2 separate regions of the Homo sapiens genome follow, and region 2 is linked to region 1. Evidence: chromatin loops called from intact Hi-C (ENCODE). Cell type or tissue: IMR-90. All regions are shown on one strand. Links, peaks and the distances in the headings refer to the core of each region. The heading gives the core; the rest is flanking DNA.

What was found. Peaks named below come from ENCODE experiments on the same cell type or tissue, not always from the same donor. Only the 100,000 strongest peaks of a DNase experiment are listed, where the experiment ranks them.
Region 2: it touches region 1 in a loop (8-fold over the local background); 3 of 110 quality-filtered maps call a loop at or near these places.

What each region holds. Positions count from the first base shown.
Region 1 is chr18:79,787,072-79,801,485 of GRCh38, reverse strand. It overlaps KCNG2 (potassium voltage-gated channel modifier subfamily G member 2), which reads right to left and starts at 3,548. Exons shown (of 4, transcript NM_012283.2): 1 at 3,472-3,548. RefSeq lists a silencer at 3,498-3,737 and an enhancer at 3,669-4,265. In IMR-90, for the core only: a CTCF peak has its summit at 12,949; a DNase peak (open chromatin) is centred at 9,705; H3K4me3 peaks cover 268 bases; H3K27ac peaks cover 2,008 bases; H3K27me3 peaks cover 337 bases.
Region 2 is chr18:79,686,776-79,703,557 of GRCh38, reverse strand. CTDP1 (CTD phosphatase subunit 1) reads right to left here. Exons shown (of 13, transcript NM_004715.5): 2 at 8,250-8,333; 3 at 7,488-7,581; 4 at 5,570-5,698. Among named protein-coding and RNA genes, the nearest start is that of CTDP1, 15 kb to the right of the region's middle. RefSeq lists enhancers at 4,754-5,253, 5,254-5,755. In IMR-90, for the core only: no CTCF peak of the experiment used is centred there; DNase peaks (open chromatin) are centred at 4,407 and 8,757; H3K27ac peaks cover 636 bases.

The DNA of each region.
Region 1 (14,414 bases), core at 5,209-13,208:
CGGGCCTGGGTGAAGGGTGGGCAGTGCGGGGCAGGTGTGGCCCCTCCACAGGCCCCGGCTGAGGAAACCCAGCAGGGATGGAGGACCTGGACCTGCTGGACTAAGAGATGTGAGGATCCCCTCGGGGGAGGAGGACGCAGAGCTGGCGAGGCCTGAGGCCTTCACAGGTACCGGTTCTCACACAGTCTCAGCTTCCTTAATTGACAAAGGCAACATAAAGGTCTTCTGCGCTATTTTTATATTACATTTCAATTAGCCTTTTTCTAAACTCATAATCAAATTAAAATACTGCATGGTTTCTTTTTGAGGGAATGTATTACTGATTTTGACACAGGTCAGGGCGTCATCATTCAGTTCAACCCTCTCATCTGACGTGGCGGGGATCAGAGACCAGCAGTTAAAGCCCTGCCCGGCATCTCTTGGCCGCCCCGGACATCCGCATGGCTGTCTGCAGAGGGAGGCTGTCTGATAGTTCACAGTGCCTCAACAGCACGGAGCTCCTCGTGGCCAGACTGTTGGCAGCTGCCTGGCATGGTCTCCCATCACGTGAAAAGGCTGAACCTGCTGTTGATAAGATTTCTGTTAGCAATTCCATGAGTCTGGGTGTTCTCCTGGCCCCGCCGGGGACCCATTTTGACTTGACATTTGCTTCGGGTGCCCCTCGCTGTGGTTCCCCAAGCAGACCTGTCCCTACAAACCAGCCGGTGGGTGAGCAGAGCCTGCGGGTGCCCGCAGGACACGCCAGGCCGACTGCAACCATAGGCACCAGCCCACCTCCCGTCTGCTCAGCGCCGCCCGCCCGGGGAAGGAACTGCTGAGGCTCCTGCCGGAAAGCCGCGGCTGTGAAGGAGCCAGTGCTGTTTCTCCGACACCAGCAAGGACCCTGAGTGCCTCCCACACGGGAAGGCGGGGTACATGTCTCGTCAGAGGCAGGCTCTGATTCAGCCGGTTTAGGGGGCCGAGATCCTGCCTCCCAAGCCTCATCTGAGGAAGGGGGTCTTAAACTACCTCGGTCAATGCCCGCCCTCGTTGGACTCATGCCTACCGGCTGGGCTACCTGATGGCAGCACCCGTTTGTGTCTGAGCGACCTCACTGGCAGCAAGGGCCCCATGGCTCCTTTCCTTACCACCAAGAACATCCCTGACCAAGCGTTAGCCCTAAGATATCCCCATTCATTACAAAATTACCCATCCGTGGACAGGCGCGCAGTACTCAGACACAGGTGGCCGTCCCTGGATGCCCTGCGTGTCCTCGTCCTGCAGGCCCTACCACCCCTCCCGGCCCCCAGAGCTCATGCCTGTCGGCACAGCCCCATCTGCTCCCTTCACTCCCGCCCCCACGCCTGCCAGGGCTGCAGAGAGACGCGCCTCCCACGACAAACAGCCCTCCGTTCGCGCTGCCCTCCAGGTGCCTGCCTGAGACCCACTTCTTCCAGAAAAGCAGCCCCCAACCATCAGACAAAAGAACAACAAAGCTGCGCAGATCCTCCCGAGACATTCAGAACCCAAGCACCTGCTTTTCACCAGGGCAAAACCCAGCACGCTATCGTTTCTGACCGGCCTGTTCCTACCAGCATGACCCATGAGTGGAGGCACCTGCACCTGTGACTACAGCCATGCAGCCCCAGCCGCACGCTGGGCAGAAACCCCGAATCATAGCTCGGCCACCCGCCCCCCACACACTTCCTGTGCGCCTGGCACAAGCAGGGCTCAGCCAGGCGCTGAAAAGGGAAAGCTGAGCAGCCTCCTGCCTGTGGCAGCTGAGAACTCACTTCCCTCCTTTTCTTCTCATGCCTACAAAAACACCAATTTTTCCCTTAAATTATCGAAATCTCAACATTTAAAACACACTTTTGCAAAGTGGAATCTAACAACTGGCACTGGCCTTGGACAGACCTGGAAGTTGTTTTTGTCACCTCTCCCCAGGGAAGATGCGGACACAGCAACCCTTTGTGGCAACAGTGGATAGTCCCGAGAATGTGACATCTAAGGTGACCTCATCCCCAGAATGTACCACAATGCCCCCCAAATTCCCTAAGAAAGCCCGGCAATCCCATCCCTCTAACTAGGAATTCCTAAGGAAGAACCTTCAGAGGCCAGCTGTGTACCCTGCACCATCCCAGAGAACAGGGGTGGGGGAGGAGGGTCCCCTCTTCCGCGGTTCTGCTTGGGGTCTCGGGAAGCCTCCTGGACTCTCAGCAGAACGAAAACCACTCAGGGCTGAGTCCGTGCCCCTGTGGCATGTGGCCCGCGGGGTCACCCAGCTGCCTGGGCAGGGCTGAGGGTGGAACAGCCTCTCCACTTAATCACTCTGAGATCTCCCAGCTGGGTCAAAATCCATTATTTACAATCTGCCCGGCGCTCACTTTGAGCGCACGCGGAAGCCAGAGGTCTCTGCAGGCAGAGAAGGGGGGACCCATGAGGCTCCCGCAGGGAAAGGACTTCCTGGAATTCTCCAGGCAGGTCGAATTGCTCCCAGACCCTTTGGAGGAGGTGACAGAGGGGGTCCCCGCAGCCCCTGCTGTGTGGGGAGACCCCGGGAGCCAGGCGCGCGGGCGGGGGCTCCACCGGTCACTCCGAAATCGCAGAATGCCCCAGGGTCTCCGGGACTTGTGGGTTTAGGGGAACGTTCGGGACGCGGAGCGGGCCCAGTTCACCTGCCGGACGCCCCCTCCGTCCATCCGAACCCGGGAGCCCCGCAGGAGGGACCCTTCTCGTCCCCAGTGACCACAGTCCGGACCCGGGCTGCGCTCGGCGGGCAAGGCTGGGAGCTCCCCGGGCCGGAGGACGGGGCGCATGGGCTCCGGGTTTGCAGAATTCGCGGCTGCGGGAGCTGGGTCTTCTCTCCCCCAATTCGGGCCGCGCCCCGGCTGGTCGGAGGAGGCAGAGTAGGGGTGCGGCCGTGTGTCCGAGCGGGAGTGGGGCGTTCATCTCCGGGGAGAAGGGGGACCGGGAAAGGCGCAGCGCGCCGAGCATTCGCCCACACCCCGCCCGCTCTCCGCGCGAGCCGGGTGCGCCCCCAACCGAACCGGGGCGGGCGCCGGGAGAGTCGGGTTTTCCCGAGACCCGCGCCCCTTCCTCGCCTTCGGCTCACCCGGGCTCCCGCAGGACCAGCGCGAATAGACGGGGCGATCCGCGGCCGAGACCTCCATCCACGCGCGCGGCGCGGCCAGACCGGCGAGCGCCTCCGGCCCGACGCCCCCCTCGACTCCCGGACTCTGGGCGCTGAGCGGGAGGGGGAGGCACCAGCCCCGCCCGGCCCCGAGCCGCCCCCGCCCCCTTGGCCCGAACAGGGGGATTCCAAGGTCCCCTTCGACCCTCCCGCGCCCGCGCGCACCGCGCACCCGGAGAAGAAGCTGCGCGCGGAACCATCAGACAGGAGCCCGCGCCCCCCGCCCCACCGCCCACTGCGGCCCCGGCTCCTTCGCCGCGGACCCCCCACCCCCGGCCCCACGGCGCGCTCAACTTTACCTGCGGTCCAGACTCCGCGAGCTCCGGGCTCCGCTTACCCGGCCGGCGGCCTCCTCGGGGCGGAGCGCGGCGTCTCTGGAGCCGGCATCCCGGACTCCGGCGCCGCCCCGCGCACCGCCCCCGTCCCAGCCTTCAGTGGCGCGGCGCCCCCTCGCGACATCCGCGGGTCCCCAGGAGCGAGCCGACCCTCGGCTGGGTTTGGAGCCGGGGCCAAGTCCACTCGGAGGGAGCACGGAGCCCACCCAGCTGCCCTTGGGGGCAGGAGGCCCAGGCCCCACTCTGCACACCGCCCCCACCAGCGCACGCCCTGGCAGGGGCACACACGCTCACACTCACACAGGTGCACACTCACATCGGCAATCTGTGCAACTCATACGCTCACTGCCACACTCATAATCACACACACAGGTGCACACACATCGGCAATCCGTGCAACTCACACGCTCACTGCCACACATAATCACACACAGGTGCACACTCACATACTCTCATAACCCCAGTCATTCATACTCACGTACATGCATACACACGCTCATAACCACATTCATCCAGGCACACATGGATACACTCATACACACACGCATGCACACTCACACACAAACACTCTCAATGTCATTCCAGAGGCACGGGCTGCCTCCTGCCTGCTGTGACCACTCCAAAGCAGCCTTTGGGGTACAGGGGAAGAGACGAGGAACCCGGCCCAAGACTCTGGAAGGACAGGACTGTGGGTTTTCAGTCAACAGCCAAGGCACTTCTCGTTGAGCGGATCCCCAGGAGACGCCAGCTGTGAGGACTCCGGACGCTTCTGTGGGATGGATCCTGGAGCCGCAGCGGAGCCTCTAGTGAGTGGATGTTTCTCATTTGCATCCACAAAAAGGAAATGTTCCTCTCCAGCTCCAGCCGGAGCACCAGGTCTTGGAAGGGAGGCTCTTCTCCATGGAAACATCTACCGGATTCAGAGCAGGAGGTGCCTGCACTGCTGCCTCTGAAAGGGCAGAGGCTGCTTTTTGGGGGGGCAGCTGGTGGTTAGCGGAGGCCTTTGAGGCTGAACAGATCTGCCCCTGGGGACATTGCCCTGGGGATCCAGTGGACGTTTGCAGCTGCAGGAGGCAGAAGCAGCCAGGACCCCTTTATCTCAGAAGCCCCTGTTAAATACACTCATTAGAAAAGTAAACGAGATAACTCAGATTGCGCTGTCTGTGCTGGAACGCAGGGGTTGCCCTACAGCTGGTGGTTTGGACGTGGGGGTCTGAAGGGTTTCTCAGGCTGTGCATTCTCTGACCTCGGTCTGTTCTTCTTGGTCCAGTTCAGCCCTGGCTGCCTCTTTCAGACCCTGCACCTTGACCCAGTCTCTGGTGGCTGTGACCGTGCAGAGTGCAGTCAGCCCATCACCTCCCTTTTGCAGACTCTATATCTACTGATCCAACCAAAATGCTCACCAGCCTTTCCAGGCACCACATCACGTTTCAGACAGCCCTGGCTTGCTAGTCAAAGCTCTAGGTCTGTGCAGTTGTTGGGTTTTTTCCCCCATGATTTTCAGTTACTTGATTCTTTAAAAGTCTAGGTTTTGTATATTACAATTTGTCCCTAGTACATTTTATTTCGGTAGTTTTTATTAGGTTAAACTTTTTCATGAGCCTTGTCAGATGTTTCAGAATCTTAATTCTGTTATGCAGCTTATTAGCTTCCTTCTCATCTGAAGCCATTGGACAACTGCTCAGTCGAGCTGGGCCATCCAAGTCATCAGCATAATTCATGTTTCCAAAAAAAGGGGTCACACCGGCAAGCCCAGGCCCCCGAGCACTGCCTGGACGCCAGCTGCGACTCCACGCCCACCCTGCTGATTCATTTCCCATTTTGTTTGGGAGGATGTCAGTGGAGACTTTCAGAAATCAAAATACAATGAATCAGGCATCTGAACTAGTAAACCTGCCAATATCACACAAAAAAGACAACAAATAATGTGGTCTGTTTAATAAGTTTTTTTTAGTATTGGCTAACGTTCACCAATCTGGGGGGGTGGTGGTGCTGCATGAACCCCGTCAGCCTGGAGTGGGGAAGGTCTGTGTACCCTGGACCGAGGTCCTAACGCGTGGTGCCTCAGTTTCCTTGTCTATAATAGCAGAACGCACTTCGCTGTTTTACTAATTAAATGAGACAACGCTAGGACATGTCTGGCTCACGGCAAACAGACAAACAATGATCATCATTGTTTTAGGTGCTTGCAAAACCTGTCACAATCTGGAATGTTTCCAGAATGCTGAAACACTGAACACATCTGCAAACTGAGTCTTGAAAATGGGACCTTGAACTTACAGCGAGGACGCAGTGCGGCATCCTGCCCAAGGGCAGTTCACACCTGCACAGCATGCGGATGAAACACGTCCCTTGACAGGCGATTTGTACAACCCATTTCCTTCTCCCTGTGATCCTGTAAATCGGTCCCGTGTCTCTCGGACGTGGGCAGGCCTCGTGTGTGTTTTTCTCCCCCTGTGATCCCGTAAATCGGTCCCGTGTCTCTCGGACGTGGGCAGGCCTCGTGTGTGTTTTTCTCCCCCTGTGATCCCGTAAATTGGTCCCGTGTCTCTCAGACGTGGACAGGCCTCAAGTGTGTTTCTCTCCCTCTCTGATCCCGTAAATCAGTCCTGTGTCTCTCAGATGTGGACAGGCCTCAAGTGTGTTTTTCTCCCCCTGTGATCCTGTAAATCGGTCCCGTGTCTCTCGGATGTGGGCAGGCCTCGTGTGTGTTTTTCTCCTCCTGTGATCCCGTAAATCGGTCCCATGTCTCTCAGACGTGGACAGGCCTCAAGTGTGTTTCCCTCCCTCTGTGATCCCGTAAATCGGTCCCGTGTCTCTCAGATGTGGACAGGCCTCGCATGTGTTTCCCTCCCGCTGTCATCTTGTAAACTGGTCCCATGTCTCTGGGACGGGGCCTCGTGCGTGTTCCTCGTAACTCGTCTCTGTGCTCTTCTCCTCTCCCTAAGCCGCAGCGTTCCTCACCGTGTGCGTCTCCTTCCTGTTCATGGTTCCTGTTGCTCCATCTCTGAACTTTGGATGTTTCACGTGTTCCCTTTCTTCTGATTGTTGTTGACAGCAGACTTAGGCAGACACTGAGGGTGCTGGGCCTTCCAGATGCTCAGGTCCCAGGACCCCTGCACTGTGATGTCCTAAGCAAGCACTGGTGATGGGCTTCAAGGATACAAGGATGCGGGGACAGGGCCACAGAGGGTGGGACTCGCTCCCGTTCATGCTCATGACTCCCCTTTCTAAATCACACACTCACTGTCACACTCACAATCACACTCACACAGGTGCACACTCACATTGGCAATCCGTGCAACTCACACACTGCCACAGTCATGCACATGCATCCACACACTCATACCCACATTCATCCAGGCACACATGGACACACTCATACACACGTGCACGCTCACACACACACTCTTGTACTGTGGTCATCCCAGAGGCACAGGTCCCAGGTGACGCGCCTGCACCTTCCTGTAGCTTCTCTTTTAGGAAAGGAACAAACACTTTAAGATGTTTTTTGTCTGTAACGCATGCTCATTGTAGAAAATGTGTGAACTTTTTGTGAAAAACACAAATAAGAAAATAATAAATCACTTCTAACTCCCATCTTCATCATCCAAACTTATCCCTGTTAACATTTTGGCACTGAAACACTTTGGTCTCTTTTTTTGTTGTTTTTGTTTTTGTTTTTGTTTTCTGAGACAGGGTCTTGTTCTGTGGCCCAGGCTAGAGTGCAATGGTACGATCATAGCACCTCCTGGGTTCAAGTGATCCTGCCACCTCAGCCTCCTGACTAGCTGGGACCACAGGTGTGCCACCACACTCAGAGAGTTTTGTTAGTTTTGGGGGAGACACAGTCTCACTATGTTGCCCAGGCTGGTCTTGAACTCCTAGGCCCAAGCAATCCTTCTGCCTTAGCTTCCCAAACTGCTGGCTTACAGGTATGAGCCACTGTGCCTGGCCTACTTTGGTCATTTTTTATGTAAAAATAAATTTTGGTTTATTATACAAAAATCGCATCATAAATATACACTGGGCAGGGTATACACACTGCACAAAAGGAAATACACACTTTTCATTTTTTCCAACACCATTTTAAATAGATCTCCATCCTGGGGATGCTGCCACACTTTAACTGAAACTCTATTATTTGACATTGATGTTTTCTCCAATTTTCAACTATCTTAAAATACTCTGCCATAAACATCTTCACAGACAAATCTTGACCCACTTTCTTGACTGTGGTGACATTGCTGAATCCCAACCAATGTATTATTAGAGGAAAATCCTTGGTGTGAACATTACAATTGAAATTTTATTTCTTCAAAAAAATAGACTAGGCACAGTGACTCCTTCTTGTAATCCCAGCATTTTGGGAGGCTGAAGCAGGAGGATTGTTTGAGCCCAGGATTTCAAGACCAACCTGGGCAATATAGCACAACTCTGTCACTACAAAAAAAAAAATTGAAAAATTGGCTGAATGTGATGGCACATCCCTGTAATATTAGCTACTTGGGAGGTTGAGGTGGGAGGATCACTTAAGCCCCAGGAGTTGGAGGCTACAGTGAGCTGTGATTACACCACTGGACATCATCCTGGGTGACAGAGAGAGACCCTGTCTCAAAAAAAAAAAGAAAAAAATTAAAAAGAAAAAAGAAAAGGAAAGAAAGGAAGAAAAGAAAACGAATAGCAAGCCTCTGTGTCCACTGGCTTATCTGTCTTGGGTGCTAAGCCTCTTGGGCAGGGGCACCTTCTTATCTGTGTCCTTGGGCCTTGGCATGGGCCGGGCTCTGAAGCATGCTGTCCGCAAGTGTTCACTGAAGGTGGAAATGAGGAAGTGGGTGGTACTGTCATAAACTTAGATGTCAAATTACTTTCTTTACTAGTATTTTCCAAATTAGTCATTTTCTTCTAGACATTTACTATAATTTTCATATCTTGGCTGATTTTCAAAATAAGATGATATATTCTGCAGCTTTTCCGAGATAGGATTGACACCATACAAGTCACCCATTTAAGTTGCACCATTCAGTGGTTTTCAGTTTATTCAGCGCGTGCAGCCGTTGCTACATCCATTTTAAAGCATTTTCACCACCCCACCGAGAAACCTGTGTCCCTCAGCCCTCCCGACCTCCGCCCGCTGCCTTCCCCGTGCGTGGTACTGAGGGGACCCAGGAACTCACCTTCTGCAGTGCGGGAGGAGCTCCCACGGACGTCAGTCCCCGGGCTTCTGTCTGTCTTTCGGACACGTTCATTCTCCTGAACATCTGCCTGGCTCTCTGCTCTCTTCCTTTTTTTCTGTTTCTTGTTCATGGGAGACAGGGGCCCGTTTCTGGCATCTGCAGCCTCCCTCTCTGCGTGCTGAGGGGAAGAGGCTGTGGCGTGGCGGGGCTTGTGGCCCACTGGGCAGCTGCTCGAAACGCGCGTCCTTCTGTTTCCCGGTCCCTGATGTCTCGCCCGCGTTTATAGTGTCGTCTGTGTCCGTGCGGTTCCCCCAGGTGCCCGCAGGCCCATCCCTCTCCCAGGAGGCGGGTGCTGCCCCCGGTACCTCTTCTCAGCGCCAACCGGCTTTGACAGCAGACGCTTCACCTCACAGGGAACACAGGGTCTCTCTGCAGCTGTCTCAGGCCTCCTCCTCTGTTCATTACTTTAATCTCTACCCTAAATTCCCTAACTCCTCATTTACTGTGATTCTACTTCCTCATCTTAACTTGAGCTCCAGATGGGAAGCGGTCCACTGAAACCCGCACACGTTCACTCTGCGAGTCCCTGGCTGCCGAGTGCATTCTTGGCGAGGGAGACGACTGTGCTCTGGGGTCTCGGACCCACGTGTGGTGCAGAGGATAAGACCACCTTCCACTCGGCTAATAGTGTGCTCCTGAAATTTGTGTAAATTAAAACGTTGGAAGTGGATTCAAACGTATACACGACTCTGGTGGGCTCTCTGACGAACAGCTCTTCATGCCAAATTCTTTTGTAACGCGAGCACTTGCGTTCTTACCGAGCTGTTGGCAAGGGAGCAGTTTCATACGTTCAGTTATCTCAGCCCAGGGGGCATCCCAGCAGTGACCTGCACCTTCTGTGATCACTTCCTTCCCTCTTGCTGAAAGCAAGCTGCATGTGGTTGAGGCCAGCAAACAATGCTATGCGGTTTTCATATTTCTGAACGTTCCTAATCAGTGTCCTTAATGGACAGCTTACGTAACGCTTCCCGATAGTGCCTTTGCTATTACGAAACGTTCCTGATGCAGCAAGCAGCCGGCGCTTCCTCCGAGCATCTCACCGTTTCATTTAAACCCACAGTGGAATGCAGACGTCCTTTCTGTCTCTGTCAATTTTGTGCTGTGAATGTAACATTCCATTTCACTACTGTCACAGTTCTGGGAAATGGCCTTGGATTTGATGAGGAAACCCCTGTAAGTTATTTGCACTGTCCAGCCCTGCACCGTGTGCTGTGAAAGGTTGTGGGTGACTGGGGCTTCCTTTTGCTCCCCAATTACGTGGCATCCATGACATTCTCAACAGAGATATTTCTCTTCTGTGAATGGAGTGGTTTACCTTTATGTAGTTCAATAAATATTTGTTCACATGTTGTGTTAAGCACCTACCCAGTGCCGTGTGCCAGGCGCTGCAGTGCCTGGACATTCACCAGACACAGCCTCTGCCCTGGAGAGGCTGGAAAACTCTGTGGAAGAAAACAACAACCTATGTAATTAGCTGCATTGAAAGCCACACTCGGGAACAATATGATGATAAGACCCAAGGCCAGGAGGTGCTGCTGTCATTGCTCAGGAAAGATAATGGCCCGACAGTGTCAGCTCCTCCTGTAAAACGTGCTTGAAATTCTACCAAAAACACAGGCTGCCACCCCCTGCCCCCTACCAACTTCGATCTCCACAGAAAATTTGTTCAGATCATAGAGGCAGGAGGCAGCACTGAGAAAGAGGGAGAATCAGAGGGAGAATGGAGGGAGAAAGTGCTAGAGAGAATGAGAGGGAGGGAGAGAAAACCAGAGAGGGAGAGAGAGAGGGAGAGAAGGGGGGGGGCAGGGAGGGAGAGAGAGGAGAGAGGGAGGGAGGGAAGGAAGGAAGGAGGGAAGGAAGCAGTCCCGTCTGTCCCTCAAACCCCGTTAGAGCAAGGAGCCATTCTCAGACGAATAACAAGCCGCAGGCATCTTGGCCTGCCTTGGAAGCAGCCACCTTCCCGGTAACAAGTCAGTGCATCAGAGCAGGTGCATGGAGAGAACAGGTGTTTCCTGCAAATGACAGTGAGGGTGGCGCGAAAGAGGCTCAGTGGAACGGGTGAGGCAGAAAGTAAGGGACTCAGCACCCACAACGGTGGTGGCCCAGCCTCCTGGGATGGGACTGGGTTTTGGGTCTGCATGTGGGGACCGGGTTTCAGGGTCTGTGTGGTTTCTCCCTAACTGGAAAAGACTTGCCTCCTTCCTCCACTCCCAAACCCTGGACACTCTGGGCCAGCACAGCAGCCCCTACAGGTCTGAGCTCCGTCTTCCCCTGTCTCCCGCCTCCTGTCCACCCCTTCAAACTCTCCAGCTTCTCCCAGAGGACGCCACTCCGCGGCAGGTGCACAGTCCTTTGTGTGCTCATCTTTTAAACATATGCTGCCTCTCCGTCCATGAGTGGCAAGACCGCTGCCTATAAGGACACGTGCATTTCAGGCAGAAACGCGCTTACGATGGGAGGCTTCCTCCATGCGCTGCCGCCTCGCGTGGGTGCTAACAGCGCCCTTGCACCGCATCCTCGGAAGGCCCCGCCACGCTCTTGTGTCTCCTGCCCGTTCATTCTTGCAGGACAGCTCCGGCACCCGGGGCTTTTGGCGGTGCTCTGCTGGGGAGCGGGATCACTAGTCTCCGGGGCCCAGGGTGAACGCAGGAGTCCCCTGGTCTGACCACACCAGTCTACGGCCTCGCACCTGCCCATGGTGAGAACCGCAGCTCCACAGCGGGCGCCATGGAGCCGTGCTCCCCGGGACAAGGAGGGGCACGGACGTCCCCTTCCTTGGCACAGGAGGCACCTCTGAGCAATTTAGGAATTTCTGTACTTCTTATGAGACTAGAGTCTGGTCATGGCCTCTGGAATACCAAGGACAAGACGAGGTCCCTGCGCAAAAAGCCTGGGGCCCGGGAATTTCCCGCAGCGGCCCCTGTGGAGGCTCCTGTCCCCGCCAGCGTCCAGCCCGCGAGCCCGTTCCTCATTCTGCCTCTCGCGTGTGCACCGCGCTGTGCGCCCGTGGCTCTAAGGCCTGGTCCGTGGATGGGCTGCTTTCCTTGCGGGGAGCCTGAGCCGGCCGGGCTCCAGGGCCTCCTGTGCCGCTCAGGGCAGTGCTTGGCCTGTTCACGTCTTGCCCCCGCGGCGGGGGGCATGCGGGGCCCCCTGGGAGCAGCGGAGCCGTGGGGTTTCCATCCTGGGAGGGCACGGAGGTTCCGTGGGAGGTGCCTCGCTCAGATTCTGTGGTGAGCCCACCCGTGCTGCTGACTCACACCCGTATGTGCCTGTGTGCCCAGGTCTGTGAGATGGGAGTGCGTGTGCAAGTGTGCTTGAGTGTGCGAGTGTGCAGGCGTGCACGTGTGAGAGTGCGTGTGTGCACGTGTGTGCATGTGTGAGTGCATGCGTGTGTACGAGTGTGCGTGCATGTGCATGGTGTGAGTGTGCATGAGTGCGTGCATGCATGTGGGTGTGGTGTATGTATGTGTGCATGCACGTGTGTGCATGTCTGTGCGTGCATGTGTGTGTGCGTGCGTGTGCATGCGTTTGCATGTGAGTGCGTGCCTGTGTGCATGTGTGCGTGCATGCATGTGTGGGTGCGTGTGTGCATGCACGTGCATGTGAGTGTGCGTGAGCGTGTGTGAGTGTGCATGTGTGAGTCTGAGTGTGCATGTCTGTATGTGTGAGTGTGCATATATGTGCGTGCTCTCTCACCCTGCCTCGCCCCAGTGTGTGCAGCGCTGGAACCAGGCGCCCTCCCGAAGCCTGGGCTGGCGTTTGCGCGGTGCTGCTCTCGGGCGCTGCCAGAGCAAAGGCCACGCTGTCTGTGGGAGAAGCCCCGGGGCCTGCACCTGCCCTGTCCAACCACCGGGGCTCCGGTCCCCAGAACCCAGAGACCCCGAGCCGGGCCGACACAGCATCCCACAGGGACGCGGCGACCGCCGCCGGGGAGGGCCCATGAGGAGCAAAGGCGAAGGAAGAGCAGCCCCTGCTCCTGGGGGTGGCCGGGAAGGGCGGGGCGGTTCCCTGCGCGGGGGGCCAACGGGGGGCGGAGGTCATTCGCACAGGGCAGACCCACCTGCGCCCTGGGTGCGACCCCGAGTGTTCCGAAGAAATGGATTAATTTCACCTTTCATTAGCAAACTGGCCATATTGTTTCTAAGCGGGGCGGGGCTGCCGTCCGGATGTGAGCCGCATGTTTTCTCTCCCTCGCGAATCTCCTGGGTGGAAGCAGCCCCTCCCCAGCGCCACCGTGGAGAAGGAATGGGTCCTGCGGCCCGCGGCGGAGCGGGGGCTGTGCGGGGTTCCACGCGCAGGGTCCCATCCACCCGAGGAAAAGGGGCTTCCGCAGAAAAACCCACAAAGGCAACGGGGGCGGCAGCTGAGCCTCGTCCGAGCTGGGCCTGCCGGGCGGGAGCGCGGGACAGGCGGGCAGAGGCCGTGCGGGCGCCGCAGAGGAAACGCGCCCCCTCCGCGTCCTCAAGCGGGTCCACCGGGCCGGCGGGGCCTGCGCTGTGCGCGGGGATCTTCTGCGCTCCGGGGACGCGGCTCGCGGGCGTCTGCGGCCCCGCTAGGAGGGACCCGGGAGGCCGCGGGTTGGACCGGGCGCCCGCGTGGCGGCCCCTGCTCTGAGCGCTCGGGCAACCCTTGTGCGCCGCGAAAACCGGGAGCGCCTCGGCCGTCAGCGGCTTCGCGACAGCCTCGGCCCGCGTCCCCCACAGCCGGGACCCCGCTCTCCCGGGACCCCGCTCTCCCGGGGCGGCCTTCGCCTGCGTCCCGCCTCCCCCGGGTCCGGGGAAGCGCCCGCCCCGCGGCGCGGACCCCGGCGTCTCCTCCCTGGCTGGGCCGCCTTGTCAGGATAACACGTTCTAAATTAGCCTGTGCTCCGGGAATATTTGAGAGGCTCCTTCGCGGAGGACTAAAATAAAAGTGACAAAAAATGTAAATATCGAACATTGGAAAAAACTGTTCAAGCTCACTTATAATTAAAGAATGCAAATTAAAACAATGACACTTTTCCCGTAAAATTAGGCAAGTATCTTCTAACTGCCCCGGCTATCCGGTTCTGAAATTCTCTCCTAAGGAAATAAACGAGAGCCGAGAAAGTATCGGTCCAAGAACGTTAACAGGCATTACCTCCGCAGTATTGGAAAACTGGGAACCGTGGAGATGTCTGGCCTCAGGGGCTTGGATGGAGTTCAGCCTTCTTCGGGGTTCAACCACGTGGTGCGCGCGGCCACTGGGGGGGTCTCTGAAGACTTTTTCTGCACCGGGCACCCCTCAGGAGCTCAGGTGAAAGGCAGGACAAAACTGCACCTCACCGGATGCTGACCCTGGTCACCGACGCTCTCCTGTCCCCCTGTGGCTCCACCTTGGAGAACCCACCTGGCTTTTCCGTGAGCTTCACACTCGTCCGAAACCCGGGATGTGTGCGACACGCGGCCGAGGGTTGCTGGATGCCTGGAGGCTTAGTGCCCCTCACACCTCTCAGCACCTAAGCAGGCCTCTCACACTCAGCAGGAACGAAGGAGAACAGGAGGCAAAGTCACACCGTCTCCCCGCTGCATTTGAGGGATTCGGATTCCCCTTCCTGCTTCTTGGTAATTTCCATATTTTCTACAAACAACTTGTGTAACTTCGACAGTCATAAAACATGGAAAGCATACGACTTGAGGAAAGGGGACCCTG
Region 2 (16,782 bases), core at 4,071-12,070, 97 kb after region 1:
GGTATAACGCATGGGTGATTTTCAGACAGTTTCTTTCATCTACATATACAACATAAAAGCTGAAAGTATTCTAAGTCATATTTAGTAGACAGTGAAATGAGCAACACCGACTCGCTTACATATGATCGACATGCAAATGAGTCTGCTTTCCTTAGGAAGCTAAACTTCGATCCTTTAAATCCTGTTATTTTCTCAGTAAAATATTTACTCTTAATGGCTTTAAAAAAAGGTAGATGACTTAAGCTCAGTTACATTTTTCTAGTTCTAAGTTAGTTACGACCCTCATGAAGAAGCTACTCTGTTCAAGGTTTAGGAGTGAGAAGTTCTAGTAACAACTTTCCCAGTTACATTTTTCTAGCTCTAAGTTAGTCACGACCGTCATGAAGAAGCTACTCTGTCAAATATTTAGGAGTGAGAAGTTCTAGTAACAACTTTCCCATTACTCAACAGTAAAAAGTCCAGCAGCTGTCCAGGCTTCGGGAGCTGTGGCCAGCACCACTTCTGATCCCTGAAATTGCTTTCAGAGGGGCCAGCAGTAGGGCCAGGCACCAGCCTCAGGGTCTCCTCTGGATGTCAAGTGGGGCACACTACTGCTACTGAGGAGGCAGAGGACAGACCGTTCATGCTTAGACCCCCCTCCCCACTACATCAGGACACTGTCACCTTCCAGACCACACAACTGAGAAACAGCCACATTATAACTAGACTCCACTGTCTTCAGCAGGCCTATCCTGGAGATACTGAGAATCACATGAATTTTTTGGTTTCCCAGTGAATATAATCCATGCTGACACTCTACTGCAGCTTATTAAACATTCAATAGCATTATATCTAAAAGAACAATGTACCTAACTTAATTTAAAAATACTTTATTATTAAAAATCACCGGGCGTGGTGGCTCAATGCCTATAATCCCAACACTTTGGGAGGCCGAGGCGGGAGGATCACTTGAGGTCAGGAGTTCGAGACCAGCCTGGCCAATATGGCACAACCCCGTCTCTACTAAAAATATAAAAATTAACTGGGTGTGGTGGTACACGCCTGTAGTCCCAGCTACTCGGGAGGCTGAGGCACAAGAATGGCTTGAACCCGGGAGGTGGAGGTTGCAGGATAGAGAGATCGTGTCACTGCACTCCAGCCTGGGCAACCCAGCAAGACTCCGTCTCAAAAAATTAAAAAATAAAAAATAAAAAATAATTTTATGATTAAAAAATGCTAACAACCATCTGAACCTTCAGCAAGTCATAGTCTTTCTGTCGGCGCAGGGTCTCACCTTGATGCTGATGGCTGCTGACTGATCAGAGGGGTGTTTACTGAAGGCTGGGGGTGGCTGTGATGATTTCTTGAAATAAGATGACAATGAAGTTTGTCCCATCAATCAACTCTTCCTTTCACAAAAGGTTTCTCTGTAGCATGCAATGCTGTTTGACAGCGTTTTACCCACAGAAGAACTGCTTTCAAAACTAGGAGCAATCCTCGTAGACCCTGCCGCTGGTTTACCAACTAAGTTGATGGAATCTTCCAAATCCTTTTTGGTCATTTCAACAACATTCGCAGCATCTTCTCCAGGAGCAGATTCCATTTCAAGAAACTACTTTCTTTGCTCATCCGTAAGAAGCAACTCCTCATCTGTTCGAGTTTCATCCTGAAGTTGCCGCAGTTCAGTCATCTTCAGGCTCCACTCCTAATTCTCTCGCTATTTCCACCACACCTGCAGCTCCTTCCTCCGCTGGGGTCTCGAAGCCCTGGAAGTCATCCATGAAGGTCAGAATCAACATCTTCCGAACTGAGGGTTGGAATCGACATCTTCCCAACTCCTGGTTGATGCAGATACTCTGACCTCTTCCCATGAATCACAAATGTTCCTGGTGGCACTTGCAATGTCACAATGGTGAATCCTTTCCAGAAGGATTTTCTGTTTGATTTTCCCAGATTCATCAGAATTGCTCTCTAAGGCAGCTCCAGCCTTAGGAGATGTAGCTCTTTTATTTATTTATTTATTTATTTATTTATTTATTTATTTATTTAATTTATTTATTATTTTTTTTGAGATGGAGTCTTGCTCTGTCACCCAGGCTGGAGTGCAGTGGTGCGATCGTGGCTCACTGCAAGCTCCGCCTCCCGGGTTCACGCCATTCTCCTGCCTCAGCCTCCCGAGTAGCTGGGACTACAGGCACCCGCCACCACACCCGGCTAATTTTTTGTATTTTTAGTAGAGACAGGGTTTCACCGCATTAGCCAGGATGGTCTTGATCTCCTGACCTCGTGATCCACCCGCCTTGTCCTCCCAAAGTGCTGGAATTATAGGTGTGAGCCACCGCGCCTGGCCAGGAGATGTAGTTCTTAAATAATAAGACTTGAAGCTGGAAATCATTTCTTGAGCCCTGGGCTGCAGGGTGGATGTGGTGTCAGCAGCATGAAAACAACATTCCTCTCCTGTACGTCTCCATCAGAGCTCTTGGGTGACCAGGTGCATGGTCAATGAGCAGGAATATTTCTTAGAAGAATCTCTCTTTCTGAGTAACAGGTCTCAAGAGCGGGCTTAGAATGGTCAGTAAACCATGCTGTGAACAGAGGTGCTGTCATCCAGCCTTTGTTGTTCCATGGATGGAGCACAGGCAGAGGAGATTTAGCATCATTCTTAAGGGCCCTGGGATTTTCAGAATGGCAAATGAGCACTGGCTTCAACTTAAAGTCACCAGCTGCATTAGTTAGTCTCCAACGAGAGAGTCAGCCTGTCCTTTGAAGCCAGACACTGACTTCTCCTCTCCAGCTATGAAAGTCCTAGACGGCATCTTCTTCCAACAGAAGGCTGTTTTGTCTGCACTGAAAATCTGTTGTTTAGCGTGTTTAGTTTCATCAGTGATCTCAGCCTATCTCCAGGGGAACTTGCCGCAGTTTCTCCAACAGCACCTGCTGCTTCACCTTCACTTTTGTGTTACGGAGACGGCTTCTTCCTTCACCCTCATGAACCAACCTGTGCTGGTTTCCAGCTTTTCTTCTGCAGCTTCCTCACCCCTCTCAACCTTCACAGAATTGAAGACAGTTGGGGCCTTGCTCTGGATTAGGCTTTGGCTTAAGGGAATGTTGTGACTGGTTTGATCTTCTACTCAGACCACTAAAACTTTCTCTTTCTCAGCAATAAGGCTGTTTCACTGTCTCATCATCTGTGTGTTCACTGAAGTAGTATTTTTAGTTTGCTTCAAGAACTTTTCCTTTGCATTCACACCTTGGCTGTTTAGTGCAAGAGGACCAGCTTGCAGCCTTTCCTGGCTTCTGGCGTGCATTCCTCACTAAGCATAATCACGTCTACCTTTTGATTTAAAGTGAGAGACTGGTGAGCCTTCCTCCCACTTGAACACTCAGAGGTCACTGTAGGGTTACTACGCTGGCCTAATTTCAATACTGTTATGTCTCAGGGAATAGGGAGGCCTGAGCACCGGGACAGAGACAGGGAATGGCCAGTTGGTGGAGCAGTCAGGACACACACATCTACCCATTACGTTTGCCGTCTTATGTGGGTGTGGTTCGTGGCACCCCAAAACAATGACAACAGTGACCTCAAAGATCACTGACCACAAATCCCTATAGCTGACAGAACACTGATGAAGCAACTATGACAACAGTGACCTCAAAGATCACTGACTACAGCTCCCTGTAACAGCAGAGCACTAACGAGGAGGCTGAAGTACACGGGAAATTTCCAGAGCGTGGCACAACACCTGGGGGCACATGCTGCTGGAAAATGGCACCTGCAGACGTGCTCGCCAGGTTGCTCCGAGCCTCCTCCCTGTGAACACAGTATCAGTGAAGCACCATAAAATGAGGTGTGCCTGTAAAACTCACTCAATGCCCAACTTCAAAGGCACAATAAAAGCAGGAAACAGCCACAGCAACTCATGAAGGTATATGTGTGCAGAATGTATTTTCATAAAGTCCTTACATCCTTCAAAATACCTAGTTTGTCAGAAAATAGGCATTAAAAAAAAAACCTTGGGCGGGCGCGGTGGCTCATGCCTGTAATCCCAGCACTTTGGGAGGCCGAGGCAGGCGGATCACAAAGTCAGGAGATTGAGACCATCCTGGCTAACACGGTGAAACCCCGTCTCTACTAAAAAAAATACAAAAAATTAGCCAGGTGTGGTGGCGGGCACCTGTAGTCCCAGCTACTTGGGAGTCTGAGGGAGGAGAATGGCGTGAACTCGGGAGGTAGAGCTTGCAGTGAGCCAAGATCCTGCCACTGCACTCCAGCCTGGGTGACAGAGTGAGGCTCTGTCTCAAAAACAAACAAACAAAAAACCTTAGTGAGTAGAGTAGCGGGTATGAACGAAGCAATCTGAAAATATCTAGTCACAGTTTATACTGCACAGAAGAATAGACTGCTGTGTAAGATGCCACGAGACACACAAATGACTAACACAGCCAGAAATAGAAGCTGTTTTGTGGGTTAGACCTGAATTCCGGCCCTAAACAAACTCCTGTGCAGCACGGCAGTTACTCGATTCTCTCCATTCTGCAAACAGCATAAAACGCGAGAGTTTGTGCCACCTGGGGGGTCTGTGCAGCTCACCCTGACCACCTGACTGACTTACAAGGCCAAACTTAACCAAACTTCTTCCAGATGAAGCTTGTCACAAATTTGACTTATGTGTAACTGTCATCAATCTGTCCCAGCTGTTGGTACCACGCCCCGGCATTCAGCAGCGGAGGATGCCCGGCTCCGTGGTGCATCCTCCAGCCTGCTGGGTGTCTGCTATTGGGACCTGCAGGATCCCCAGGAACCTTTAGAACTGGTAAGGTCAGAACTGATGGGCCTCTGAAATCCCAAATCTAACGCCAGAGTCCACATACTGTTCAATAGCAAACACTTAAAAAACAACTCAGTGTTGGTGAGGGCCTCCCTGATGGCCACCGTCTAGGCCGACACAAGCCTCTGCGCAAGCCTCTGGGCACAGACATTCAAAGCCTTCGGTCTAGAAATTCAGCTTCTCTGGTTCCATCCTGAGGACACAGCTGAGGCACAGGAAGGGTTTCGTGTGCATTAAACAGGGTTCTGCCCTCACCCTGCATTTCCCCGTGTTTCCCCTGGAGAATGTACGCTGGTCACCTCCCACCCAGGCTTTTCCTCCAGCCCAGTTCTCCCAAGCACAAACCCAGGCGTCCACCTGCCCTTGACATCCTAGCAACATAAAGGCATCCAACACCAACGTCCTCCCCACCAAGACTGCCCCTCTCAGGACACGCCTCGCACCATCCACCACACCATCCTCACAGGCTCGGGACGTTTCTGCCTTCTCCGACATCGTGCCGGGCAGGCACACAAAGGGTTCCCACACACACGGAAGGAAGCGTGAGACACAGTGGGCGTCGGGATGTCTGCCCGGGAGCCGCGGATGCTCCCCAACAGCCCAGCAGACACACGGCCCACGCCCAGAACTAGCAAGTCTGCTTTCCAAACCCAGGCTGACCTACGGGAAATCATCTAAAAAACAAGAGAACACACTTCTGAATCAAAATTCTAGGACCCGCGGTTCCTGGGAAACTGTCCGTAGATGCTGACTGCACTCACTTTATTCGACATCTGCTGACAGTGCTGCTCGGTTGTGTGAATCAACGTCTGGTCCAAGTCCACCATGAGCACCAGCTTCCGGTTTCGGTGCAGTCGCTGCTGGTCTTCTCTTCCCAGCTGTTCAGCTTGCTACAATTAAAAAGAAACAAGAAATGACAAAGTCAGTATGTTTGCATCCAAGGTAAAACTCCATTTCATCGAGAAACACAAAACTATATCAATGTGTTCCCCTCCAGCCCCCCACGCTCCATGGACTGCGCCGTACAGGCCGAGAGGCAGGGCTGGGTCACCAACCTGGTCACGGCAACCTCGCTTGTGACCACAATTTTATAATTCAGTTAAATACATGAGCCAATGAAAACGGAGGGGGAAGGGAAACTGGTTGTTTCTATAAAAGCTGGATTCAACAGTATGGAGTGCTCAATAAAAGTGAACTGCAAAATTAATGAAGAAACCAAGTCGGCCGGCTGGGAGACGCTGGGTGGCCCAAGCTGGGCAGCAGAGACTGGTAAGGGCAATGCGCTCAGAATCTCCCGCGCTCAGAACCTTCCACGCTCAGCCTATTCTTGTGCCTCGAAGAGACCCGGGGGCCTGGCAACAGCGCATCGGGGTGTCCCTCCACGCGGGGCCCAGAGTGGAGCTCCTAACAAGGGCCCGGTCACCCCGGCATCAGGAGCCCGGCATGGGACACGGGATGTGACGCACCACGCTGCCTTTCTCACTGTAACTGGCCCTCACTCTTCACAACAAAATCCTGGTCCCGCTCAGGGGGGACCTCCTCCCGTGCCCATCCCCGAAGGGAAACGCACGGAAGGGCTGGCAGGTGCCAGAAAGATGGGGGGTACTTCCTCCTCCCTTCACCCTCAAACTTGCCAGCTTTGGTTTACGCATACACATTTTACATTTGTTTAAAGTTTGGTAATTCAGAAAACCCAGAATCCTGTATCTGGCATTTTGCTTTTCCCATAAAAAGATAGACTGAAATTGGTGTCCATCATTTAAAAGCACGAATTTACTAAAATCGTAACACTGGAAAGTGTTTTACCTATTTACAAAACTGTGCAGCCCTGAAAGTCTGTAAGATCACAAACTAGTTTTTCTCAGCTCCCAGAGCATTTTCACCCACGGGGTGAAGCGAGGTCGGGGAGACGGTGTCTGCCTCAAGCACAGGAGGTGCCCGGAGCCGCTGACCCACAGTGCCCCAGCAACTCCTGAAATACATAAACGAGGCGTAGCACTCGAAGATAAAAACCCATCTCACTCTTAACTGGGCACGTGAACACCTGCCCGTCCTCTCCACCCTGCGTACCCCCCATGGGCTCTCCTGTCGGCTACAAGGCAAACACTCCTGGGACCCCCAACCCGCCCCTGCATGTGCCCACTCTCCCGAGCCAGCTTCCCAATGGTGCCAGCAGCAGCCGCTCCTGTAGCCAACAAGGTGCTACCAACCACGTCCCCCCGCCCCTACCCCCGGCCACCGACTCCTCGCCATTATCTGCCCCAATATGCGCTTTGCCCTCCCGGGTCATCCAGCACATGCCTCGGCAGCGCGGCCACCTCCTGAGCTCCATGAGCAGCTGTCACATCCCTCCCCAGTTAGGACTTGGCTCAAGGGAACCCAGGCTGAGCCTGGCTGTTCACAGCTGCGGCGGCAGCACCTGGTGTTCCCGACACGCAGGTCACACAGCCTCGGGGCCCTGAGTCGCTTTTGCAGGCAGACTTGTCTGTGGAGAACCAAGGGCAACCGTCCCTGCTTCAGGAAGGCCGCAGTCCCATAAGTCATCCGTGTGATGAGGGGTTGTTTCAGTAACGACGATGACAACCACACGTCCGTGCTTCTGCAGCCACCCTCCTCCTGCAGCCGCCCTCCTCAGAGCACCACGCTTCCCCAACACGCCGCCACTGATGCCCGGCTCACCTCGGAGCTCACCATCAACTCCGGCACGCTGTGCACCATGGACACGGTCGCCGTGGACAGCGGCACCTGCTGCTTCCCGTTCTTACTCTGCAACCTGCAAGTGCAAGGACAGGTTCAGGGCTTTCAGCTGAGTCTCTGCGCACAGATGCACACTGGGCTCTAAGTGACAGGATTCTAGCTGATGTTTTAACGGACACACGCTGCTATCTTAGCACAGACTTGATTCTGTCGGCAAACGTGGAAACATTCTCCACAGACAGGAAAACTGGTGGAAACACTGAGCTCGTGGCCACACTCATGAACACACAGAGCCATAGTCCTTCATGAAAACAAACTGCAAAGTCACACAGAAGCAGAAACAGGCCCTCAACCATGAAAACGCAGAAAAAGTAGCTGCCGCACCTCCCACTTGGCATTAGAGGTAAAGCAGCCCCCAGCATGGGGCGCTCAGCGGCCCAGAGGGAGGGGCTGCTCCAGGCACTCAGCGATCTGCGTCTTCAGTCAGGAGAAAACAGGTCTCGGCCCTCCAGCATGCCCCCCCACCACACCTGAGAATGGCATGAGGCTGGGGTCACAGAGCAGGAAGGACTGCCTCCAGGGAAACCCATTGAGTGTGACTCGTATGGGGCCCAAGGGAGGCGTCTGCATCTGCCGCTGGGAAACCAAGGGCCTCACTGTGTTCCCAGCACAGCTTCTCGGACTCCCCGGAGGCCACCACCTCGAGCCCCAGCAGGCAGCGATCTCACTCTTCCGGATACTTACTGGGTGAGGTCTTGGCCACATTCAGCACACAGGCCTTTCATGACAACCGGGTGGCTGCATCCTTCCAACCTCACCAGAACCGCTCTACAAAAAAACACAAGGGGAACAACACTTTAAAATCTCTTGGTTTATCAAAAGAGCCCCCAAGTAAGAATTTTAAAATCTAGGTTTTTGTACCAATTCTACACTAACCCTTGCATAACTTTGTAGGCAGGTGACATCACCCCTTGAGGGCATTTCTTTGTCTATAAAATGAAAGGACTTTCCACCTACAGGTGTCTCTCATGAAAAATGACACGCCACCACACCTCACCACCCCCGTGCCACCCGTGGAACAGCTGAAAAAACTAAGGATGTCTGGTCCAAAGAGGAGACTTGGGGATAACATAAAGTTGTCTCAAAACACACTATTTATATGTGATCCTCTGACATTTCCGTTAGAGAATTTATAAAATCTAAAACTTTCATATCATTCCCAGTCTAGACAGAGGCTGATGCAACTACATTTTCCTGACAAAATGACTGTAATGTTCGTTTTATATAAACACAAACTGTTTTATTTGTCCAAACAGTGGTCTTCTGGCAGAAGCCATGGAAGAAGTGCTGAAATCTGAAGGCTATGAGACCAGAGGCCGCCTGGCACTCAGCGCCCGCCCCTAGGTGCCCTCAGCCCCCACACTCCCACCCCAGCCGGGCTGCTCCGACCGCCCCACCCTGCGAACATGAGACCACCCAGCACTCAGCGCCTGACCCTAGGTGTCCGCAGCCCCCACACTCCCACCCCAGCCGGGCTGCTCCGACCACCCCACCCCGTGGACATGAGACCGCCCAGCACTCAGCGCCCACCCCTAGGTGCCTGTAGCCCCCACACTCCCATCCCAGCCGGGCTGCTCCGACCACCGCGCCCCGCGGACACGAGGCTGCCCGGCACTCAGTGTCCCTAGGAGCTCGCAACCCCCACACTCCCGTCCCAGCTGGGCTGCTCCGACCACCCCACCCCGTGGACATGAGACCGCCCAGCACTCAGCGCCCACCCCTAGGTGCCTGTAGCCCCCACACTCCCATCCCAGCCGGGCTGCTCCGACCACCCTGCCCTGCAGACATGAGGCCGCCCAGCACTCAGCACCCGCCCCTAGGTGCTCACAGCCCCCACACTCCCGTCCCAGCCGGGCTGCTCCGACCACCCTGACCCGCGGACATGAGACAGCCACCCAAGCTGCATCTGTCAATGGGACCTTTCCAGGCGGGATGCCCCATGGCCCACCAAGACCCCCAGCCATGTCATCGAGAGGGCGCAAGGATCAGGCCACAGGCGGAAACAAGGCGGAGCCACATCCTCCATGCCCACTGTGCCATGGCAGGCTGTGCTGGGAGACTGGGAGGGGCGGGTCTGCAGCCTGCATCCTGCAGGGGAGCGGAGGGGCGGGTCTGTAGCCTGCATCCTTCAGGGAGACTCGGAGGGGCGGGTCTGTAGCCAGCATCCTGCAGGGAGAATGGGAGGGGCGGGTCTGTAGCCTGGAGGGGAGTGGAGGGGAGTTCTTCCTGGGGAGGAGGATGGGCGTGTGCGGATCACCCTGGAGGAGGAACGGTGCTGAGGACACACGGTGCGGGGCTCCGAGCCCTCGGGGATGGAGTGGGCTGCCGGTGACTATCAAGAATCTGAGCTCCTCCGGGTCCTGGGCCTGTGCGTACACAGTGCATGTGCAACACAAATGGATTCCGCGTTTACTCACGTCCCATCCCCAAGACATCTCGTCATGTATACGTGCAAATATTCCAAAATCCAAAAAAACCCAGAAATCCAAAACACTTCTGTTTCCAAGCAGTTTGGATATGGGAGACTCAACCTGTATCAGGTTTTTTTCTTAAACCAGACAACAAAATAGTGACACCTTGTTTGAAAAAGTGTGTTAAACTTTCTAAGGTGACAAGTATGATTTCCTTAATTTTATCAAAATACTTTACAATGAATGATTAGAGTTCTGCCCTAAAATGCCCCAATGAGCAGAGACTTAACCTAAAAACCCAATCTCTGAAAAAAAACAAAAACAAAAACAAAAAAAACGCACAAACCCCACACTGGACCATCCTCCCTCCCGGTCACCACACCTGCTCAAAGACACTGCCAGGCTTCACAGGCCTCAGGGACACCTGCTCCCTGCTTGCTGAGGCCACAGGGGCCATCCCCGCCCAGGAGTCTGTGTCCCTACCGCCATCGCACTCGGGGCCTCCACATCCAGGCTCCTCTCCGATGCCTGGCAGCCCCCAACTCCCCGGCTGAGCTGTTTTCGTCCATCCACAGGGCTCTGCGGCCCCACCGCCAACACCCAAACCCAGTCCTCCCAATGGCCCCACGTCCTTTCCCTGGGCACTGCTCCCCCAGTCCTGGCAGCAACCCCACTTGGGAGCCCCAGCCCCTCTAACAGGCTTCCCTGGTCTCCAGCTGACATCATTTTGCAATCAGCCTTCTGCAAGGAAACTCTGCACAGCTCCTGCCCCACACAGGACACCAGCTCATGGCAGGCTCCTCATTCTACCCCCTGCCCCACACAGGACACCAGCTCACGGCGGGTTCCTTGCTCTACCCTCTGCCCCACGCAGGACACCAGCTCACGGCGGGCTCCTCGCTCTACCCCCTGCCCCATGCAAGACACCAGCTCACCGCGGGCTCCTCCTTGCTCTACCCCCTGCAAGGGGAAGAGAGGGAAAGGAATCCTCAAATATGAACTAGGAGGATTTTGCCAATCTCTCCTAAACATGTTAACATGAAGAAGGATCTGGGGTGGCTCTAGTTTAACCAATAAACAGGTGTTTTTTTGTAGAAATTGACAAGTTGCTTCTGAAATTTATATGGAAGTTCAGAAAACCTAGAATCTCAATTTTCAAAAATAACAGAGAACTTTTACTACCTGACTTCAGAACTTATCAGGCATACAACATAAACGCATGGAACAGAGGAGTCCAGAAAGACTCAAAGGTATGACCGACAGACGACCCACCAAGGTGCCCAGAAAACTCCATGGCGGGCGGGGGGCACCTTCCAGCCAGTGGGGCTTCACACAAATGGATCAACGGCTGACAAACGCCTGCAGAGTGTGTTCTGCAAAGGTTTTCTCCACTGTTCCCCACCCGGAGTCCACCCTGGGAGCCGTCCACTCCTCCCCACCCCGAGTCCACCCTGGGAGCCGTCCACTCTTCTCCCACCCCGAGTCCACCCTGGGAGCCGTCCACTCCTCCCCACCCCGAGTCCACCCTGGGAGCCGTCCACTCCTCCCCACCCCGAGTCCACCCTGGGAGCCGTCCACTCCTCCCCCACCCCGAGTCCACCCTGGGAGCCGTCCACTCCTCCCCCACCCCGAGTCCACCCTGGGAGCCGTCCACTCCTCCCCCACCCCAAGTCCACCCTGGGAGCCGTCCACTCCTCCCCCACCCCGAGTCCACCCTGGGAGCCGTCCACTCCTCCCCACCCCGAGTCCACCCTGGGAGCCGTCCACTCTTCTCCCACCCCGAGTCCACCCTGGGAGCCGTCCACTCCTCCCCACCCCGAGTCCACCCTGGGAGCCGTCCACTCCTCCCCCACCCCGAGTCCACCCTGGGAGCCGTCCACTCCTCCCCCACCCCGAGTCCACCCTGGGAGCCGTCCACTCCTCCCCACCCCGAGTCCACCCTGGGAGCCGTCCACTCCTCCCCACCCCGAGTCCACCCTGGGAGCCGTCCACTCCTCCCCCACCCCGAGTCCACCCTGGGAGCCGTCCACTCCTCCCCCACCCCGAGTCCACCCTGGGAGCCGTCCACTCCTCCCCACCCCGAGTCCACCCTGGGAGCTGTCCACTGTTCCCCAGCCCGAGTCCTGCCTGGGAAGCTGTGTGACCCGTCGCACATTGACACTAGGCTGCCACAAAGGACGGGGGCCTCCTGCTCCAAGGAAGGGCTGGTAGCAAGCCCAGGTGCCACCTGCCTTCCCCAGCACAGGTCTAAGAGCGAGTGTAAGCTGGCCCTGCTTCCCACAAACAGCCTCCCTTGGGCCACCAGCGCAGCCTGAGGTCTGAAGAAAGTTGACTATAAGCTGAGTCGGGTGCGCACTGCCTGCTGTCACCAACAGTGTAATACGAGTCAGACGAGAGCGACTGCAAGACGGAGGTGCCACCGGCAGATGACTACAGCAGATGCCTAGTTCTACACGAGGAAGGAAGCTTCTAGAACAGTGTCACAGCAGCTGTAACAGCTGGGTCTTGACAGACGAGTAGGAAGCAGGTGAGGGCTGGAAATGGCAACCACGCAAGGTCCCGGTGGCAGAGACAAGGCCGGCTCCTGACGCCAAGGGCACCTGCGCCCAGTGCACGCAGGCAGCACTCCGCAGGCTTCCAGCAACGTGACCAAACACAGGCCTTCGTAGAAAATCACTCGCATACTGGCCACGTCGGAGTCACGTAATTTTCTGTACTGCGGTTGAAAGGTTCTGACTGTCTTATTCTAGTGCAGGCTCTGCTCCACCCCCCACCCCAGGACTCCTGTAGTGGCTGGAGACACTCCTGGATATCACACCTGGAGGCAGGGAAGCTGCTCAGCAACCCACAGCATGCAGGATGCTCCCAGCCAGGCCATCTGGCTCAGAATGTCTGTGTGTGCAAAGGCTGGGAAACCCGCGTGCAGACAGGGAGCAGAGAGCAATGTCTTTTCTTAATACGAGACATTTCTACACTTCGTCTTTGCAGATGCTGACAGAAAACAGGGGTGAAAAGCCCTGAACGCTCTCATTCCAGCCTCCACGCTCCAGGCAGAGAAACGTCTCCACACCTTAAAAAGGGGTGTGACACGTTGTGGATTCTTGAATGCGGATACACAAACGTAAAAACACCCAACCAAAGAGCTCAGCCCAAAAACGTCCAATCAGTCACCAATAAATGTTTTCTGGTTTGTCCTAAAGAAAATCCATGAGAAAGCCATGACATGCAACTTCTAAACAAGTTATTTGCCTCAAAATACACAAGTATAGTAAGTACCAAACTCTGTGGGGTTCTGGCCTCTCAGCTCTCTCAGGGGAGGTCCGAGGGCATGGGTACATCAGAGAGGGCTACGGGCTGGGCCTGGACCATGGACGCCATCACCTCTGAGCATCGCCTCCAGGTGGGTCCAACCTTCTCCCTTCCTTCTACAGATCAGGAGGGCTCCAGGGTCTTCCCTAAGTTCCAACATTCTGAGTGTAGAAATGTATTTAGAGGGAAGAGTGTATTTTTTGCACCTAGACCTTGGGTTTCTAAATGTCATTCTCCACCAAGAAGCAGCAGGATTTGTTGGAGAATGGCTGATTCCAGGACTGTGGCCAGGAGAGCAGCAGCCTAGAATCCGTTATGCAGACAAGGCGGCAATGCCTCAAGACTCAGCCGCCGGGAACCAGCACCACGGGGATCCCGCCGGCCACAGCTGGGATAAGTTTTGTGTCAAGGCAAATAATAACAATAACAGATTATAAGCCATTAAATAAGAAACCATGAGCCTACACTGCTAAATAGACATGTTACTTATTTGTGACGGAGTCTCGCTCCGTCACCTAGTTTGCAGTGCAGTGGTGTGATCTTAGCTCACTGCAATCTCTGCCTCTGGGGTTCAAGTGATTCTCTTGCCTCAGCCTCCCGAGTAGCTGGGACTGCAGGTGCGCACCATCACGCCTATTTTTGTATTTTTAGTAGAGATGGGGTTTCACCATATTGGCCAGGCTGGTCTCGAATTCCTGACCTCAGGTGATCTGTTCACCTTGGCCTCCCAAAGTGCTGGGATTACAGGCGTGAGCCACTACGCCTGGCCTTATTTGTTCTTACGGCAGAAAGTCAACCAAAAAGTGGAGAAGAAATGCTGGAATTGAGAACACCACCACTGGACTATCATCCTAGAAATGAAGCGATTCAAGCAGGAATCACTGACAGATACCCAAAATGTGGGTCAGCTTGGTGCAAATGTATTTATGTGGTAACAAAGTATCTCTTTCAAGATACTGAATTACAACAGGAAAAGTTGTAACTTTTTACAACAGACACCACCTTCACTAAACGCAGGCTCTGGGACAGTCTCACCAGAGTGCACAGCTGCGATCTAACTGAGGGATGTCCTACTAAACCAGGCAATGATACAGAAAGAAAGAAAGACGAAGGAGCTGACTCTTGAGGGTTCAACCAGCGATGCCACGTGGGGTCCAGGGCTTGCTTTTGTTACAAAGGACTTTATTAGGACTATTAGTGCTATGTAAGAGCACGTCTTTGTTTTCAGGAAACTCAAGTATTTAGGGGTGAAGTGACATCACACCTGCAACTAACTCTCCAACTCCAGAAAAATGTGCGTGTGCATGGGGAAAGATAAGCAAACTCAGCAAAGCATTAACATTTGCGGAATCTGGGGTGAAGCTGGTGTGAGAATTCTGTGCACTGTTCTTGCAACTTTAAGGTCAAAAATTATGTCCCAAAAGAGCCAGAGTGGCTGGGTGTGGTGGCTCACGCCTGTAATCCCAGCACTTAGCGAGGCTGAGGCAGGATCACCTGAGGTCAGAAGTTCCAGACCAGCCTGGCCAACGTGGTGAAATCGTCTCTACTAAAAATACAAAAATTAGCCGGGTGTGGCTGGGAGTGATGGCTCACGCCTGTAATCCCAGCACTTTGGGAAGCCAAGGCAGGTGGGTCACCTGAGGTCAGGAGTTCGAGATGAGCCTGGCCAACATGGTAAAACCCTGCCTCTACTAAAAATACAAAAATTAGTTGGGCGCGGTGGCTCACGCCTGTAATCCCAACACTTCAGGAGGCCGAGGCAGGTGGATCACCTGAGGTCAGGAGTTCGAGACCAGCCTGGCCAACATGGTGAAACCCTGTCTCTACTAAAAATACAATAATTAGCTGGGCATGGTGGTGGGCACCTGTAATCCCAGCTACTCAGGAGGCCGAGGCAGGAGAATCGCTTGAACCCAGGAGGTGGAGGTTGCAGTGAACTGAGATTGCACCGCTGCACTCCAGCCTGGGTGACAACAGTGAAACTTCATCTCAAAACAAAAAACAAACAGCTTCAAAGGAACAAGTGTTGTTGTTTTGTCTCCTGTGCAGCCACAGGGGTGGGAGCCCCAGGCTGGAGTCCAGTGCAGTGCAGTCGTCAGCTGTGGCTGACGCTCTGCACCTGGTTCAGTCGCCCAGAGCCCAGACGCAGCCATCCTGGAGAACACGCACAGGTGGGGCTCTGGCAGCGGTTACTGAAACTGTGGCTGTAAAGCACAACGTCTGAGGAATGTAAAGAAGGAACAAGGGCAGCCCAGCCTGATTCCCAACACTGCACACATCCACAGAGCCGTGGCTGGAAAGCTTCAACACTGCCACTGTGGTCTAGAGCGAGTCATCCAACAAAACCAGTTCCCAGCACGTCTCAAAACCACGTGGCACCACGTGCACCACACCATTCAGACCCTACTGCCCTCTCTGCTGGGTAAACAGACCTGCAAGGAAAGTCCTTGCCTCAGAACCTCCACAGACCCCAGGGAGCCATGGTGTCAAATGCTTCCAGCCTGAAAACACTTTAACCCCCTGGTGGTATGCTCAGGACAACCAACCAACTGCTCCGGTGCATGCCCACCAGTGAACTGGAGAAGTCAACTGCTGCGGTGCAGGCCCACCAGTGAACTGGCGAAGCCAACTGCTGCGGTGCAGGCCCACCAGTGAACTGGAGAAGCCAACTGCTGCGGTGCAGGCCCACCAGTGAACTGGAGAAGCCAACTGCTGCGGTGCAGGCCCACCAGTGAACTGGAGAAGCCAACTGCTCCGGTGCAGGCCCACCAGTGAACTGACGAAGCCAACTGCTGCGGTGCAGGCCCACCAGTGAACTGGCGAAGCCAACTGCTGCGGTGCAGGCCCACCAGTGAACTGGAGAAGCCAACTGCTCCGGTGCAGGCCCACCAGTGAACTGACGAAGCCAACTGCTGCGGTGCAGGCCCACCAGTGAACTGGCGAAGCCAACTGCTGCGGTGCAGGCCCACCAGTGAACTGGAGAAGCCAACTGCTCTGGTGCAGGCCCACCAGTGAACTGACGAAGCCAACTGCTGCGGTGCATGCCCACCAGTGAACTGGAGAAGCCAACTGCTGCGGTGCAGGCCCACCAGTGAACTGACGAAGCCAACTGCTGCGGTGCAGGCCCACCAGTGAACTGGAGAAGCCAACTGCTGCGGTGCAGGCCCACCAGTGAACTGACGAAGCCAACTGCTGCGGTGCAGGCCCACCAGTGAACTGGAGAAGTCAACTGCTGCGGTGCAGGCCCACCAGTGAACTGGAGAAGCCAACTGCTGCGGTGCAGGCCCACCAGTGAACTGGAGAAGCCAACTGCTGCGGTGCAGGCCCACCAGTGAACTGGAGAAGCCAACTGCTGCGGTGCAGGCCCACCAGTGAACTGGCGAAGCCAACTGCTGCGGTGCAGGCCCACCAGTGAACTGACGAAGCCAACTGCTGCGGTGCAGGCCCACCAGTGAACTGGAGAAGCCAACTGCTGTGGTGCAGGCCCACCAGTGAAC